Regions from separate parts of the Homo sapiens genome. Here region 1 is linked to region 2. The links are chromatin loops, found by intact Hi-C in ENCODE. Cell type or tissue: A673. All regions are shown on one strand. Links, peaks and the distances in the headings refer to the core of each region. The heading gives the core; the rest is flanking DNA.

Region 1 (9,293 bases), core at 560-8,559, 200 kb before region 2:
TCACAGACTGAGCCCAATCCTAGAGCCTTGAACCTGAGTCAAAGTTAAGCCCTGATCCTGATCACAGACTGAGCCCTAATCCTGTGCACATACTGATCCACAACCCCTCATTCCAGCCCCACATTGACTGAATCACATTGGACTGAGTCCCAAACTACTTCTACTGAGCCTTCACCCTAGTCATTGACTACACTCCAACCTGGGTCACAGACTGAGCCCTGACCTGCCCCAGAACTAATGCTGATAGTGTCTCCTGACTGAGCCCTAATCTCTGTCACGGACTGAGCTCTGATTCTGGTCACAGGGGGAGCCCCAGTCCTGGCCCTGCAGAAGTCATGATCTTGGTCACTCCAAGCCCTGAGCCTGGTCCTGCCCCTGATCTCAGATCAAGCCTTGACTTAGGTCACAGGCTGAGCCCTGAACCAATGTGCCAGTTTTCTTTCACTTTTCTAAATATTATCCATGCGACCAAATCCTCCCAACTGGAAGTGCAGGAAGCCATGCAGCTTCTAGCCCCAAGCTCTCACGGGTCCTTCTTAGAACTCTCAGATTATGTGCCTTATGCAACTCCCTGCTTTCCACCTGCCCCCAACCACAGATCACTGTCGGGTGGGAGGGGGTGGCGCGAAAGCCCTTTAGGCCATAGGTGGGGCTGGACAGTTTACCAGCCTCTTCTTCGGCTAATTTCTGCCCTTCCTATCACACTTCATCAGCCATCTGGAATAAGATCTTTGTATTTCAGACCCAGAAAGAACCAAGGTAGCATTCATTCATTCATTCATTCAGCACATATTTACTGAGCATCTACCATGTGCCAGGCAATGCTCTCAATTCTAGGAACTAAAAAAGTAATAAGACAGACACAAATCTATGCTCCAGCAATGTACGTTTTACCAGTACTAAGCAGGTATCTCAAAGTGATCAGAAAGCTTTCACGGAGAAGACTGTGAGTCAAAGAAGGAAAAGGACTCGAGTGGCTCCTGACAAACCCCATGAGGTTGTTACAACAGAGATCATTAACTCCATTTTAGAGGGGGGCATCATTGCTAAGAGGCAGGCAGTGGCTGGCCCAAGCCACACAGAAACTAATAGTGTTACCCACACAACCGGTGGGTTCAATTGTTTGGCGGGTGACTACAACCAAGGAGGATTTAACAGGGGGATTTTATTATTTGTCACGAGTAAGTAGGACACTAGAGATGGTTCCCAAAGCAGTGCTTCCCTGAACAACAGTGAACACAGGGCTCGTATTGAGCTGGTGAGCTGAGCCATTGTATGCAGAGGTGGGGTCAAAGCCGCAAATGTGCAGTCAAGGATCATCCTTCCACATATGTCGCATGCATAGAAAATGGCCAATAAGTTCTTCCCTGGGATTGGGCAGGGTGTGGGGTTAGTATGGTAATGAGGAGAGTTCGCCAAAGTTCATCTCCAACTCAGGCATCTGTGGATCCAACTGGGTTTTGATTTTCCAGGGCTGAGCTTCTTCCTGGAACTTTTTCGAAACAGCAAAAACTCAACGTGCAACAGTCACAAGTGGATACTTGTTCACAGTGCATTCCCCAAAACCCAGAAAGCCTAGGTTGCCATAGCAGAGCTGGGGCCACTGCTGTCTCCTCCAAGGGCCTAAAAGTCCTTTCCACATACAGAGAGTGACAAGGCCCTTGCACCCAAAGAAGAAGGAAAGCTTTGGATCCAAGCATTCCCCGATGTAGGGTCCATGCCTGGCCTGGAAACCAGGGCACCTGGACTCTCCTCCTGCTGCTGCCTGGGGCTCACTGTGGCTCCAGGACTCAGGAGAAAGACCAGGGCTCAGAATCTGCTGATTTGGGGGATTTCTTCTGGATTCTCCTACAACCCCAGAAGAGGCTGCACACACATCCCAGTGGAAAACGTGGGAGTGGGCAGAGGGGGAGGCAAAAAGGATGCTGGGAGCAGATCCTCAGGGACCCAGCCTCCTCCGGAGGCCCAGCACCCTTCCTTCCCCTTTCTCTCCTTCATTGTTTTGTCACCTCATCCCTCCCCCTTTTCTCTCTCTGTTTTTCTTTACCCAGCCTCCTGTTCTCAATTCCCCTCTTTGTGGTCTCTGATTTCCTCCAGCTGCTCATTAAATCTCTTTTCTTTCCTGTCTTTCTGCCCCTCCTTCTCTTCTCTCTTCTCCTCTTCCTTCCCCCCCTTTCTCTCTCTCCCTTTCTCTCTTCCTTGATTTTTGTTTCTGCCTGTGCAAAATCTCTCCATCTCTACCTTTTGATCTCTGAGCTCTCTGCCTCTCTCTACCCCTCCCTTCCCCCACCCCTGTTGTCCTCTCCCATCTCCTCATCCTCTTCCTGAAGAGTGGGGGCGACTCAGCAGGATCCAGACATAGTGAGACAAATGCTACCCAGGCTGGTAACCAAGGAAGTGGTTTCCTTAGCAACAGAATCTGCAGGCACGCGCTCCACTGCCCCAGCCCTTAGCTATTACAGTAAGAGAGAAAGAGAGAGAGAGAGAGAGAGAGAGAGGATGGGGGGGCGGGGGGGGGGGACAAGCCTTAAAACAGTAAAGAAACTGCTATGTGCTCCTCATGAGAGGGGACAGTGCTCAGAGACCAGATCAGTGCCTGGCACTTTGGGGGCACTCAAAAATATGAGAAGTGTGGGGCTTTGGGGTCAGAGAGAGGCACAGAGTGTGGAGAGAGCTGGGGAAGAATCTGCAGGACACGGTGACACACTGGATGTGGGGATGGGGAGATGACAAGACAAAGAGGACCCCAAGGTTCTGGCCTGAGCAGCTCCAGGGAGGGAGCAGAGGAGCCAGGGAGAAAGGGAGAAAAGAGGTTGAGTTGGCATGGCTCCCTGTCCCCGAGAGTTCACCACCTAAGCTGGGGGTGCGGGGAGGGAAGGTATAGGGATGACAGAAATATCTCATTCAATTCTCTCTTATAAATAGGCAACGAGGAACATGGGAGAGGGAACATGTATAGTTTTAAATTGCTGAACTCTGAGCAGTTAAATGATTTGCTCAAGAGACACAAAAGTTGGTGGCAGCACTTGGATTTGAACCTGGGGACGATCCAAGGCCTGTCCAGAGGGTGGAGGGGACAGAAGAGGGCAGAAGATGCAGAGAGAGAGAGAGAGAAAGAGACAGAGGCAGAGAAAGGACAGAGAGAGAGAAAGGACAGGGAGAAAGAAGCAGAGAAAGAGAGATTTACATCATTGATCTTGCATTTCTTCCCACTGGGAAAACAAAAATATGTTCACTTTTAGAGCAATGAGAGGAGACAAAGGCGCCCCACTGTATGATAGCTTTGGTGGTTATAAATAACTGTCCCCAAAGAAAACACCTGTCAAGACACATTCACTTCCAGAGAGACGAATTGTATCCCCAGTCCATGTTGATATTTAAATGACTCAGAGTAGATGTCAGGGGGCGGAGGGCAGAAAGTTGATCAATGTAACACAGAAACCTAGCTCAGCTTTCCCAAAAAGCAATAAAACGGGTAGGTGCGGAGAGCTGTAAATCTGGATGATAATAATATCCGTCCTCGCAAAAGCTACATGTTTGTTTATCATGTTTGCAGGTTTACTATTGCCCCTCGAATTTACAGTCAGCAATCTGCCGGTGAACACAGGGAGGAACACGAGAATGAGAACAAACTGGCAGAGCACTGAGGAGGAAGAAATGATAAAATATTTATCCCCTCACCCCACCCGCTCTGCCCCGGTTGCCTTAAATCCAATTTCAAACAAAGGTGGTGATTTATCCAAGCAGGGCTGGGCAGCTCTATTTCAGGCCTCTGACAGCTAATTGAAATGAGCAGTCATTACGGAATGGAATGTGTTGCAGCAAAATGATTTTTGTGTATTCTGGAGTCATTTGCTGAACAATTATGGAGAAATGAACAGTCAGCCAGGGGTGAGACAGAGGGTATAGCACTTGATGGCGACAAGACTTTTGCGTGTCCTTTCAAAGTGGGAGACAAGAGGGAGGAAGGGAAATTCCTTTCTGAGACATAAGTTAGGTACCTAAACTGTTACCGTAATTACCTGGGCTTCCAGAACTTGGAATGCCTAGTTATTATCCCAGACCTCCTGAATCAGATTTTCTAAAATATGGGGACAGGAAGTCCTTTTGTGTTTCCCAAAGCTTCCCAAGTACAGGCAACCCTGCAATAAGAGATGGTGCACCAGGAGGGTGGGTTACAATGATCCTGTAGACTTGCTGTGAGGCAAAGGTGTGTTTACAATGGACCTCTTGATAACTACTGGCCCCAATGTAGGCACTGCTATGACAACAGAGCACAAAGCATTGTTGATATTATCCGTGCATCCATGGCTCTTCATGCATTTTGATCTATGTATTCCTATAGTTAGCATAGTACCTGGCACATAGTAAGTGCTATGGAGATGTCTATTGATTTTCTGAATAAGTGAATCAAGGAATATTAAAGGATATTGAAATAAAAGCCACAAGCCACTTGCCAGACCAGGCCTGACCTAGTCCTTTAGCTGCCCTGAATATTACCTCTAGTAATATAGAATTGTTTTTTATTGTCCCAACCCCATCTTGGACCCCCAAAGCCAATGGTGTGGTGCAGTCCACCAGCCCAGCCCTCAACAGCCAACATATCTCTTCCCAAACTCACATTCAGTGGCATCCCATGGGTAGTTTAAAATTGGCCATGGTAGGAATATACACCATGGAAATTGGCAAATGCTACAAATCAGGTTTTTCTTTTCATTTCTTCCTTCCTTCCTTTCTTCCTTCCTTCTTTCTCTTCTCTCTTCTCCTTCTCCTTCTCCTCCTTCTGCTTCTCCTTCTTCTTCTTTTTTGGAGGTTTAAACAGTTAAGTATTTACCAGCACACCACTGCCCAAAGCACACAGGCACGTACCATGCTATTTCTTTTCTTTTCCATGTCTTCATTCATACTGTCTCCTCCACTTGAAAGCCTTTATGTGACTGATGCCTTGGCCTCCTTATAACTTCTCTCAGCCTCCTCCTCTTCCAGGCAGCTTCCCCTGACTACAGAGACCAGATTTGATTCCTCCTCTAACCTCCCTAATCACAGCTCTGGACATAGCCATTTAGTTTAGTAATCTAGTGTGTGTGTGTGTGTGTGTGTGTGTGTGTGTGTGTGTGTGTGTCTTACAAGGATATGAGCTTCATTATGATGAAACAAAATCTTCATTTCTGGATTCCCATTGTGCCTCCTGGCACAGACTATATGATGTGCAAATGTTCAGCTGATGAAAGAATGAATACATTAATTATATTTAACACCATCTACCAATCTGTTGGCCTCATAAATCTTTGAGTCAGTGGGTAGAAGGATCTGGCCTGCCCAGAGATTGGCCAAGGAGAAAGGGAAACAAGAAACTACAGTGATGATAGTAGCTAATATTTATTGAATAATAACTCTGTGCTGAGCACTATGATGGGAGCTTCACATATGTAACATCATTGAAGTATCCCTGGGGGGCAGGGATTCTTATTGCCCCTATTTTTCAGTCGGGGAAACCAAGGCTCAAAAAGGTGAAGTTATTTTCCCAAGGTCACACAGCTTGGAAATAATGGACTTTGAACCCAGGGAGTCTAGTTTCAGAGTCCATATATTTAACCACTATACTGCATCCTGGCGGGGGCCATGTGTGTCCAGAGTCAAGAAGACAGGGTGAGTCTTGCAAGGCAGCAGTGAGGGTTCTGGTAGCAAAGTGCTAGCCTTTCTGGGGCTGAGGACCCGTGGGGTGAGGTGAGATGAAGATCAGGCCACCACAAGGGAAGCAGGCTGGGAGCTGGTGGTACAGACGCCTTTGGGTTCTTAGCTGCACAGTTGGTTTATAGGTTCCCATGGCAACTGCCAAGCAATAATCTCTTATTCCACAGCTCAGTGGTTCCCTAGAAATTCTTTCCTCCTCGCTTCCACCACCACAGCCCCCAGCCCATGGAGGCAGGGTGGCAGTTTCTTCTCCAGGAATGACTTACACTGGAGAAGAAACCATAGCCCAAGACCCTTTTGTTACAACAATGGAGGAGGGAAATTTGAGAGGAGGCAGAAAAAAAAGAGAAAAGGGACTTAAAATCTCAAAAGTCATATCATCCAACTGGGAAGGGGCTGGGAGAGGAAGAGGAATTCTCAGACCCCCTTAAAAATCTAATGAAAACCATGAGTTGTTTCTCCAGAAAAATGAGTGCAAGCACATATACACATGCACGCACGCAAAGTTTTATGTATAGTTTTAAGGAACATTTGGACCCCTTGGGACCGAAATTAGGAAATTAAAAATCAACGAATCCAGTGGTTTCCAAATTAGGGCAGTGGAACCCTATCTTTAATCAAAACCAAGTGCAAAATCCTAATCTCTAATGGTGGTTCTCAAGCAGAAATGATTTTTCACCCCAGGGGATATTCAGCAATGTCTGGAGAAATTTTTGGTTTTCATAACCAGGGGAAGGGGGAGTTGCTGACGTCATCTAATGGGTAGAGGGCAATGATGCTGCTCAATGTACTCCAATGCACAGAACAACCCACCACAATGAAGTGTGATCTGACACAAAATGTCAACAGTGTCGACTTTGACAAGCGCTGGTGTAATATAATAAATAAAGGTGAGGAGTGGGGGATGGAACACCTCCAGTGTCAGACAAACCTGATTTACATTTAGACTCAGCTGTGTGACCTAGGACCAACTGTCAAATGTCAGAGAGCCTTAGTTCTGTCATCTCTAAAATGGAGGTCATCATGGAGTTTAACTTATGGGAGTGTTGTGTTAGTCACCGTGCTATATACACAGGGGAAAAAAAAAGGCGACAGTATTATTATCTTTATTATCATCGCTATTATTGTTAGTGTTGTCATGGAAGATTTTACAAATTAGGAAATCAGCTTGTAATAGCTCAGAGAAGTGTCTGCCATTGGCTAACTTGAGGGGTCAAGGACATGATTAAGCCATGAAGTGCTTTGTCAGCTGAAAACCTGGCACAACAGTGTGGTCATGAGGCTTTTTTCCTCTGTGTAGTTTATAAACTAGCCCTACAGGGTATGAACTTCTCTCAGTAATGTCAAGTGGGGAAACCTGTCATAGGGACTACCTTGAAGAAGCCAGAAAAACCCATGTGGACATGTCCAGTGTGGTGGATTCGTGCAAAACCTCACCTTATAATTGTACAGATATATTTCCCACTTTCACCTATTCAAACTTCAATATTCATCCATGGAAAAAATCTTGATTCAAGAAATCTAAGTATGTTGCCTGTCTTTGCTTGGGGTCCTTTGAAAGCAGAGCCTGTGGCAAGGATTTGTGTATAGGTTGTTTAATTGAGAGATGGCCCTAGGGAGCAGGAGAAGTGAGACAAGAAAGACAAAGACCAATGTGTACTGCATTATCAAGTCATGACTTTGGGTCGTGAGGGTGTGATTCCACTAGGATCTCCTAAGAAGTATATAGAGTGCCTCCCAGGATCAACTGCCAGAAGGAGTTGGGAGTATATGTTCATCAACTCTCCACTTTTACTAGTTGAGGGTTGTCCCTGGGGCTAATAACTCCCCTTGCATGAGCCCAAGCAAGATACAACCAAAGTTCATGACACTAGAGAAGCCAAGGGCCAAAAGTAGGGTGTGTGGCATTTGCTTGAGGTGAGAAACAAAAGAGGGAGTGAATGGGAAGCCTTGCAAAATTGATCTATGCCAGCCACAACTGAAATTGGAAGTGGGCTGACAGGTGCAATTTAGAGCACCAGGTGAAATATTACAGCACATAGTACTATGGACACAAAGTTTCTGAGGTTCTTGCTGGGTTTAAGTCTCACCTCCACCAAATATGAAACTCCCTGAGTCTCAATTTTCTCTTCTGTAAAGTAGAAGTAATGGTACCTATCTCACAGAGCTATTGGGAGAATGGAATAAGCTTGTGTTTATGAAGCACCTGAAATACAGTAGGTGGTCAGTAAGCAAGAGCTACCACCCTTATGCCTGAGGAGCAGGCCTGGTCTCAAAGCAGTTTTTATTGGGTATGGAATCTACTCCACTTTCATTAACCTGTTTGACATGATTTATGTCAGACACAGAGTAAATTCCCAGAAATGAAATTTGGTGACTCTGGGGAACCCTGAGGCCAAAGGTCAAAGGAAGGACAGATTGGCAAGAGATAAAGGGAGAAACAAATCACCGGTAGGCTCTCTGGTGTATCTTCCACTAGAAGACCACATCAGAGTCATCCCCAAGTCCTTATTAGTAGCTAATATCCAGAGTAGGTTTCACCTGACATTGTCTCGATAGAACAGAAATAACTTTTTCTTACTTTCCAACTAAAGAAACTACCAGACCATCAGTAGAGGATCTCAAATTCACATGGCAAGAGGAGACAGATGTGTACCACAAGTGAGTTAAGTGTGAAGTAATTTCACATACTGAACACAAAAGAATACTTCTCATTTCCACAAAGAAATATATTCTACCCCTGTAATTTTCATGAAACATGGGGTTCTCATAGCCTTTTTTCAATTCTCACTTTTGATAAAGACATATAGAGAAATGTACTTCTCTACTACAAGAAAAATATGCCGGCACAGTACTAAATGGCAGCTAACTCTATATCAAAGAACCAATAGGGAGTGGTGGGAACAGGATATCATCTGTTTCAGTGACATCACAGAAAAGTATAGAGTAGGGAATTAAAAGAATTAGTCTCTCCACTAAAACAACCATAAGGTGGTAAAGACTGAAAGAATAAACGTTTTGGAACTTGGGAATTTAATCCAAAACTTACAACAACCAAGGGAACGCTTAATGAAGAAAAGAGAAGCTGAATTTCACTATTTAAGGAAATCTTTGTTGGGTCACTGTCTAACCACTGAGATGGTGGAACAGAGACTTCACTGACCACACATGACAAGGAATACAGACTTTGCGAAAATAATTTGGAAAAGTTACTAAACAAATGAACAGTTGCAGCCTCCAACAATCAACAACAGTAAATCCTGGGAGCAGGGAAAACATGATATCCAGAGTTACCACTATATAATACTCAACACAACCAGCTTTCACAAGGCATGCAAAAGAATGGGAAAGTATGACTTAGTCAAAGGGAAAAATAAATAAATTAACAGAAATCATCCCTGAGAAAGCCCAGACGTTGGAGTAACTTGACAATAACCTTAAATAAATGGTTCCAAATATATCTGAGCAATTAAAGGAAACCATGAACAAATAACTAAAGTAAATCAGGAAAATGATGTATGAATAAAATGAGAATATCAGAAACAATATTGAAACTATAAAAAGAAACCAAATAGAAATTCTAGACCTGTAAGGTAAAA
Region 2 (9,293 bases), core at 458-8,457:
TGCAATGAATTATCCTGTCACATAAAATTTTGTGCTAAATCAACTATCATATCAAATTGTAATATAAGCTAGTAGCAAGAGCCAATGATCTGATGAGAAAAGGATGAAAGAAAAAGCCAAAACTATAAATTCTATTCATTCAGGGTTTTGTTGGGGTATTTTTTCTGTGAATTACAAAGAGACACGTTAATTTCTGAAGAGTGTAAGCAGTAAGCAGAGAAGATATTCCATTCTAGAGACACACTCATGCTTTGAGAAACAGAGTTTATGTTATGTCTCTAGGAGTGGCCAAATGTCTGGCTTTTCAAAATGAACACAAGTAGTTCCTTTTCCCAAGGGGATGAGAGAGTGACCCAGGAAAATATAACCTTGCCTCATCCCCAGCAAAGGTAACAAATGCATGGAAATTTAACACAGATAATTTGCTGCTATTTAGGGCTTTCACATAGCCCCAAATTTTACCTCATTTGTTACTATGCAAGACTGAAAGTTTCAGAAACTCAAATCAAACTGATTTAAGCCTAAAGGGGGATTTACTGGCTGGTATAACTTGAAAGTTCAGGTGCAGCTTGATCCAGGTGCTAAAAAGACAGAATCAAGATTTGGTTCTTCTCTCTTTTTTGTCTCTGTTGGCTTCACTCTCAGGTACGTGTTTCCCCCAGCATAACAAAATAAATGACAGCAGCTCCTGGCTTACATCCCACTAGCTCAGACCCTCAGCAGAAGAAGAATGCCTCTTTATCAGGATATCTCTCACAAGTCCTGGAATTCACTCTGATTGGATGGGCAGGAGTCATGTGCCTTCCCTGAACCTTGTTGTGGCTTGGGATGCAATAAGTCCTCTGACTGGCCAAAGCTAAAATCTTCAGGGGCGTGTGAACCAGAGCAACTCCATCTTAAATAGGACCTGGGTAAAATGAGGCTGAGACCTACTGAGCTGCATTCCCAGATGGTTAAAGCATTCTTAGTCACAGGATGAGATAGGAGGTCGGCACAAGATACAGGTCTTAAAGACATTGCTGATAAACCAGGTTGCAGTAAAGAAGCCAGCTATAACCCTCTGAAACCAAGATGGCGACGAGAGTGACCTCTGGTCGTCCTCACTGCTACACTCCCACTGTGAAAGCCCCAAATGGCAGTTTACAAATGGCATGGCAACCACAGGCAGTTACCCTATATAGTCTAAAAAGGGGAGACAAGAATAATCCACCCCTTGATTAGCATATCATCAAGAAACAACCATAAAAATGGGCAACCAGCAGCCCTCAGGGCTGCTCTGTCTACGGAGCAGCCATTCTTTTATTCCTTTACTTTCCTAATAAACTTGCTTTCACTTTAATCTATGGACTCACTCTGAATTCTTTCTTACGCGAGATCCAAGAACCCTCTCTTGGGGTCTCTATTGGGACCCCTTTCCTATAACAAAATCGCCTACCCAGGGAGCCAGGAATGGGGTTAATCTACACCACATTAAGTCAGAGGTCGGGAAAGCTAGCTCAATACATCAGATAGATGATACCAGCAGAAGGGCCACACACAACTGATGCCCCTGCAGGATCCCCAGCTATCATTTGATTTTCAAAATGACCCCCAATGTGATTATTTGGGTTTTTTACTCTTTTTTCATCTCAAAGTTATACACACACATTGTAATAATTACCTCCATTATATAGACTAAGAAACCGAGGCTCAGAGAACCAAGTAACACCCAAGTTCTCCTAATCAAACAAGGAGGAGCTGGGACCCAAACTCTCCATCTGTGTGACTCCAAAGTGAAGTCTGCCCAGGGTCTTTTCTGTAAATGTCCATTTATAGACCAATGAGTTTTTTTCGGGATTGTTCAAAGTCTTCTACTGTATACACAAACCAAAGATACCAGTGGCATTCCTGTCCCCTCGCTCCCACATCCCAGGGCAAGCAAATTTCAGGAGCCCATTTGCAGCCCCTCTTAAAGAGGAACTGAAGACTGAGTTAGTAAATCTGTGCTGAGCTAATGCATTTTTCTGGTTGACAACTTCACCGCTGCCACCAACCTCAGTGCTTTGCTGATGTCAGGCAAGAAACGCAAAATATATTCTGCCCTGTCATTCTAGTCACCTCTTCCTGTCCAACCCACATCCTAAAAACAGGCTAACAGGATTGCCATAGTCAACTCAGTGTGGTTGAAGGGCATTTCAAGGCTCCATATCCAGAGTGTAGCCTGAGGTCCCCTCTCTAGAGAACGGAGTGATAGAAGATACCAATAGCATTATGCTAGGGTGTCCCCTTCACCTAGAAAATCCACTTCTGGACATTTACCCTAAAAAAAATAATCAGAGATGTGAACAATCATAGACATACAGATATCTTCTGAAATATATGCTCGGAGTGCCCACAACAGATTACCCTGGGCACCTGTTAACAAGGGGCATTAGGCTGTGGTTCACACCTCCAATCCCAGCACTTTGGGAGGCCAAGGCAGACAGATCACCTGAGGTCGGGAGTTCAAGACCAGCCTAGCCAACATGGTGAAACCCCTGTCTCTACTAAAAATACAAAAATTAGCCAGCGTGGTGGCACACACCTGTAATCCCAGCCACTCGGGAGGCTGAGGCAGGAGGATCGCTTGAACGCAGGAAGCGGAGGTTACAATGAGCTGAGATCGCGCCATTGCACTCTAGCCTGGGCAATGGAGTGAGACTCCATCTCAAAAAAAAAAAAAAAAAGTTAGGGGGGCATTAGCTGGGCAAGGGGTGTGGGTGGGACAGGACCTCTGCATTCCACTCAACACCTGCAAAATCAGAATCTCCTAAGCTGTGGCATCCAGCCTCAGTTCAAGTCTGCAGTGAGCGATAATCACACCACTGCACTCCAGCCTGGGCAACAGAGCAAGACATCGTCTCTGAAAAAAAAAAAAAGTAGGGGGGAGGGTGGGATCCCTGCATTCCACTCACACCTGTGAAATCTCCTAAGATGACTCCCAGTGATTCCGGCCTCCCGCTGTGTCCCTGGTATTCACACCCACCTTGTTATAGTCTCCTCCCACCTTGAACAGGCCTGGCCTCTGTAACTAATGCAATGGCATATTGCAGAAATGACAGAGCGCCGTCTGAGGTTAAGTCATAAAAGCCTTGTCTTGCTTTCTCTTGGGTCACTCTTTGTGGGGGAAAGTCAGCCGCCATGTCATGAGGACACTCAAGCAACCCTATAGAGAATTCTGCAGGTCCAGGAGCTGGATTCTGCCAACAGCCAGCACAGATCTTGTGAGAGAGCTGCCTTGGAAATGGATCCTCCCGCCCCAGTTGAGTCTGAACCACATCTTGACTCCTGAGAGACCTCAAGCCAGAAGCAACCAGCTAGGACACTCCCTAATTCCTGACTCTCAAAACCTCTGTGAGACAAATGAATAGTCATTGTTTCAAGCTGCTAGGTTTGGGGGTAATTCGTTATTAAGCAGTAGTTATTACACAGGGTGAGCCCAGGATCTACATGTTTACAGGCTCCTTGGGAAAGTCAGACACACTGAAGCCACTGGAGGCCAAGGATGTCCCTGCAACATTGTTTAGATTCAGAAAGTAACATTGGTGCCCCCTAGGGGATTAGAGAAGCAAATTACAGTCTACCTGCAGGATGGCCAACAATGCACATAGGAGACAGCTAGTACCTACCTTATCTTTTTTCAAAGGCTGCCGAGCATTTATGACATATTGAATACAAAATCAGTTCACATGCACAATGCAAAATATAATCCTATTTTTGTTCCATATAGAGCATTATTATATAATCCCTCATGTCCCAGGCCTTAGCCTGAGATGTGTGTGATTATATAATAGTCTTTTACTCCTTGAAGAAGTTCTTGTCACTCCTAAATTATTAAGGTGCAAGCCCACAGCAGCCTAATGGCTTGGAATTAGCCCCAGCTATTTCTGAGGTTTCCGCAGGAATCCTTTTACCTGAGCTCAGGAATGTGCCCACGGGTCCTTCTGGTGTTGACATCCTGCTGTGCCATTGCTGTGGTCTGCTGGGGCGGCTCCCACCCCCAGCCCAGAAGGCAGGATGGCTCACATTCACCCACATGGGGATACAGGCCCTTACAAATATCCAAGTGAGACCAGGATGTAGTTATTTGTTTCACACATATAATACATAAAAACAATCCCACTGTAAAAACTGGCTTTAAAGGAGGGGAAAATAGAGGCAATTGAGTGTAATAGTTCAAGGTCTGACTCCACCTTTTACTTAAATCAGGCACGTTTGCCTCATGTCTTTACGGTCCCACTGCGCTGAACAATTCTAGGGCCACAATTCCTATTGTATTCCTTGTATAGAGCACCCCCTGGAGTCATGCCTTTATTTCCTCATCTGTAACATGGGGATTATAATCACAACTCATAGGGTCATTATTAGCATTGAGCAAGTAAATTCACGTAAAGCCCCTCAACAGTGCCTGGCCCAGAGTGGGCACTCAACAAATGTCACATCTTAATTACCACCATCATTATTCATATATACTCCACACATATAATTCCACTGCCCTCCCTAGAGGCAGCTCCATTTATTAAGTGGGCACACTTGTAGAATTTTTCTGTGCATTTACATACATAGATTTTGGCACTGATTTTTTTCTTGTATGAATAGGATTGTTCTCTATTCTCAGCCATATGTGTCAGAGAAGCTTCCATGTCTGTGTGCATAGATCGGCCTCACTCTAGTGCAGATATGCCAAGCTTTATCTAACAGTCCCCACTTGTCCAGTACTTTGCTTATTTCCAGTTTTATGCTATTGCACACAAGTTGCAAAGAACATTGCTACATGCTTCTTTGTCCATCACACTAGTATTTCTTTAGATGAGATTCCTAGAAGTGATAATTCTGGGGTAAAGGATATTTGCATTTAAAATGTTGATAGATCCTCAGCCTGTCGGGTGCTACTACAGACAACAGAATAAGAGGAGAGATATAGTACCGTGAAGATTAATTTAAAATTATTGCTAAGAGTGGTTGCTAAGACTCAACATCCAAGCGCTTTACTTGGAACTTCCTGCGTAAACACTCACCCTGCACGGAGGATGTTCTGGGAAAATTGCCACACCTCCAAGTTCCCACCCAGCTCATCTGAACCAAGAGAAGTGGGGAATAAGCCTTCCTGTCTAGTAGACCCACAATACCCCCTGGAGAAACATGGGAACATCTCTCCTCCAAAGGACATCCCACCATCACCCTGTAGTCCAAACAAGACAACCACATAGGCCAGGAGGGCAAGTCCAAGTCTGCTCATTGGATTTGGTACATTACTACTGGAAGGGAGACCAACCTTGGAGACCAGGGTACTCCTTACCAGACGTGGCACTTCTCTCCAGCCTCAGGTGAGAGCAAGAGCAAGCCTGCATATCCCTTCTGCCACCATCTGGTCCTCAATCCTCAACTCCAGCAAGCAAATGCTTGGATGAGAATGCACACCCTGTCTCCCAAGAGCAAACAAGTGCGTTCAGGCCTGGGGCAGCCAAACTCTAAGTTTAGAAACAGATTTTGCTCCAACCCTGCAGGGGCATGTTCTACCAACAAACACAGTTTGCTTTAGGTTCCCTTTAGAATACTTAACTGCTCCATCTGCAGCTTCAGTATTTGAGCTTTCAGGGCATCCCCAAGAACCGTGGATAGTTATTTTGCTTATTTTCTTCTCACCAAGTGCTCACACCCAGAATCAAGGGATGGTCCTGCTCAAAGGTAAACTCCAGTCCCCTTCCCAGAAAACAGAAAATACATGTAACATTTTAAATGAGGGTTTTACAAGCTTTGGGGGAAAAACGTAGAAGCAGATTCTACTCCAGGAACCCTACTAAATATGCATTTATAATTTTGCATTCATTTAACAATATTTACCAAGCATCTGCTACATGCCAGACCTTCTTCAAGGTGCTGAGGACACAAGGGTAGGTAAAGCAAGCCAGGACACTGCAGACAGTCCCCAGCTTATGATGCTTTGATTTTTTCATTTTATGATGGTGAGAAAGCAATAGGCATTCAGTACATTCCTTGATTCACAATGGGGTCACATCCATATTGTAAATTGAGGAGCATCTGTATAGGGATTAGATTCTAGTGTGCATACGCATAGAAAAAAAGGCAAGAGAATATTTTTAAAGTGATAATGGTTATCCCTGAGGATGGCAATAATAGAGATCTTAATTGTTTTTTATGTTTTGCGTTGTTTGAAATTTTTCCAACTGGAAAAAAACTCACAGTATAGATGAATATTTATAGTTATGGGACTATACTCACAAGATATTGCTAAGTGAAAAGAACTGGCTACAGAAGAATATACAAAGTATATTTTTTGTAAATATATATTTACACTGTGTGTGTATCTGTTGCGATGAGTCATCTTGACTAAAGGGATTATGGAGGAATGTGCTGTTCAATTTTCTGTGTCTTTCTGCGTTTTGCAAGTGGTATGAATTGAACACTTATCGCTTTTATAAAAAGGGGGAAAATGGGTCGGGCATGGTGGCTCACACCTGTAATCCCAGCACTCTGGGGGGCCAAACTGGGGAGATCGCTTGAGCCCAGAAGTTCAAGACCAGCCTGGGCAACATGGTGAGACCCTGTCTCTACAAAAAAATACAAAAAAAAAAAAAAATAGCCAGGCATGATGGTGCACATCTGTGGTCCCAGCTACCTGGGAGGCTGAGGTGGGAGGATGACCTGAGCCCGGGAGGTCAAGCCTACAGTAAACCCTGATCATACCACTGCACTCCAGCCTGGGTGACAGAGTGAGACTCTGTCTCCAAAAAAAAAAAAGTCGGGGGAGTGGAGGGTGGGGAATGTCATTTAGCAACAGGAACTTCAACCTATTCCTAAATTATTCTATCCCTAAATTATTCTATCCCTTGGTCTACCAAAATACCTGAAAATTCTCCGTTAGAGTCAGTCATTTGGCTAAACGTTTCCTTCCCAGAGGCTCCTGCTACACTACTTAAGAGGAATAACACACTGGTCTCTGTCACTTGCAAAATGGAAACGTGAACAGGGAATCTGAAAATGAACTGTCACTTTGGAAAGCGAGGAGTCTGCCTGGCTCAGCAAGACACGGACAGACAGGGAAGGGCATGGGGAGTCCCAGTGGCGCATAAGGACTCTCTGCTCTGAAAGTGAGGAGGAGGAGACTGAAGAAAAATCAGATGAGACATGGGATAAGAAGGACCTCCATGCATGCCCCTCTCCCAACACCCAGCACCCACTCTGCAGCCAAGGGGTCAGAGCTGTCGAAGAGTGATGAGCAACCTGTTTACTAAAAAGAAAGAAAAACCTACTTATAAGAGGTTTTTATCTTAGTGAGCCGCTCTGCCTGAGTCTACAGAAATTATCAAGGGTGACATCACTCTCCCCAGTCACAACCCCAGGACTTAACATCCCAGCAACACCCAAAGGACTCACCCACCCACCTCCCTGTCATTGCAGCAGCAGAACTGTCAACCCTAAAAATGAGGATGGTTACGTGAGGAAATATGACTATCACTCCTCTCCAAGCTGTCAGCTAGAATATGAGCCTGGACCTAGACTAGTTGCAGCAGGGACCATGTTTAACAAGGGGCACGGTTGACTGCTGGGACTGCTTTAATATTCAATCCAGACCTCTGATGATGAGTTATTCATTAATGACCAACTGCCTCAAGGCTCCTGTTTTATTGAAAGCTTTACAAACCATCCAAGAAATGAGATATTGAGCTAAACATTTCATTCTTCCTCATTTCATCATTCATCCAACATTTTTTGCAAATACTTACCAGGGGCTAGGGACTGGGGGGTCCAGGTATAAGATTCTTTTGGGCTTGAACATATCTGAGGACACCTTGAATTTTTATAAAAATGTGTATTAGATTTTCTTAATTATGGAAGTAACGCATGCATTGCAATATGCTAAACAACAAAGTAAAGTAAAAAATCAATAATCTCTCCCACTCCATTCTAACTCCAACCCCTTGTAGTTAGCAATGTTAATAGATTGTTGTAGAGTTCCCTTCTCTATGCTTTTTTAAAAAAATGTTCATCTATTTATTTATTTTGAGACTTGATTATGAAACTGGTTAATTTTTGTATTTTTTGTAGAAACGGGGTTTCATCATGGTGCCCAAGCTGATCTCAAACTCCTGGGCTCAAGTGATCTGTCCACCTCAGCCTCCCAAAGTGCTAGGACTACAGGCATGAGCCACTACACCTGGCCCTCTATGTCTTTTTTTACTTACCAAAATATATATATATATATATACGTATATATACATATATATATACATATACATATATATATATAGAGAGAGAGAGAGAGAGAAACTATACACATGATTCTACAACTCATCTTTTTCACTTCATTGTGTATTAAGAATCTCCCTTCAGGGTGACACAGAGATTGAGATTGTCCTTTTTAATAGCTGTGTGATATTCCACAGTATGGCTATAATGTAATTTAATCAACAAGTCTCAGACTGATAGGATGTCTCCTAACATCCTATTTGAGGAGACTCACTAAACATCCTTGGACATCACTGTACTTTCATGGATGTCTAAAGAAAAGACTCCCCAGGTGGGACAGCTGGGTATAGACATCTAACAGTGACAGAGGGTCCCTTTCTGCCCCAGCTCATGGGAAAATTTCCAGTGGTCCTGATCAGTTCCCCACTGGTTAGGGAACAAGATTACCCTTTCTCTCCCTCTCCCTATAAGGTGTCCAAGCCCCTCCCCTTCTCTTCATGGGGTGGAGAGTTGGCAGGATGGTTGGATGGTGGTTTGTTCACAAATGATGGGTCAGAAGCCAGGTGCCCTCCAGGGCAGCTCACTGCTCAGTCCCTGGCCCTTCTCCTCTGTGATCACGATGGAAGCCCTCCCCATTCCCCTCCCACTTCCCAAAGGCCTCCACACCATCCTTCCCTGCTCAGAACGGTCTTCCAAATCAACCTCCTTTTTCCCCAGCCCCAGTCTCATCACTTCTCAGAGACCAGGGATCAGGATTGGGCAGAATGCATCTGCGTGCTTTCATCCTTGGCTCTGTGTCGGCACCATCTGGCACAGGAGAGAAGGGTCCTCAGAACCAAGGTGGGGGAAGAAAGGCAGGGAGAGAGCAGAGGAGGGGAAGGAAGGGGAGGGTAGGAAAGGGGAGGGGAGGGGAGGGGAGGAGAGGAAGGGAAGGGAAAGACAGAGGAAGGGAGGGGAGGGGAAAGGAGGAGAGAGAGGGGAGGGGAATTATTAGGCGGCAAAGAGACCCTTCCCAATACAACCCTACCACATGCACTTCTTTGTCACTGCTTTCTACTCTCTGA

Evidence for each region. Hi-C counts contacts between places; a loop is a spot of excess contacts. Peaks named below come from ENCODE experiments on the same cell type or tissue, not always from the same donor. Only the 100,000 strongest peaks of a DNase experiment are listed, where the experiment ranks them.
Region 1: a loop joins it to region 2, with 1.9 times the contacts of the local background. A loop is called at or near these places in 3 of 110 quality-filtered maps.

Annotation. Positions count from the first base shown.
Region 1 is chr12:108,251,364-108,260,656 of GRCh38, forward strand. LOC124903078 (a long non-coding RNA gene) reads left to right here and starts at 2,535. Exons shown (of 2, transcript XR_007063585.1): 1 at 2,535-6,584; 2 at 8,289-9,293. In A673, for the core only: no CTCF peak of the experiment used is centred there; no DNase peak of the experiment used is centred there; H3K27me3 peaks cover 4,821 bases.
Region 2 is chr12:108,453,864-108,463,156 of GRCh38, forward strand. It overlaps LINC01498 (long intergenic non-protein coding RNA 1498), which reads right to left. Exons shown (of 4, transcript NR_120483.1): 3 at 7,767-7,831; 4 at 5,562-5,721. Among named protein-coding and RNA genes, the nearest start is that of LINC01498, 15 kb to the right of the region's middle. In A673, for the core only: CTCF peaks have their summits at 3,567 (motif pointing left), 4,321 (motif pointing left) and 4,522; a DNase peak (open chromatin) is centred at 3,538; H3K27me3 peaks cover 3,336 bases.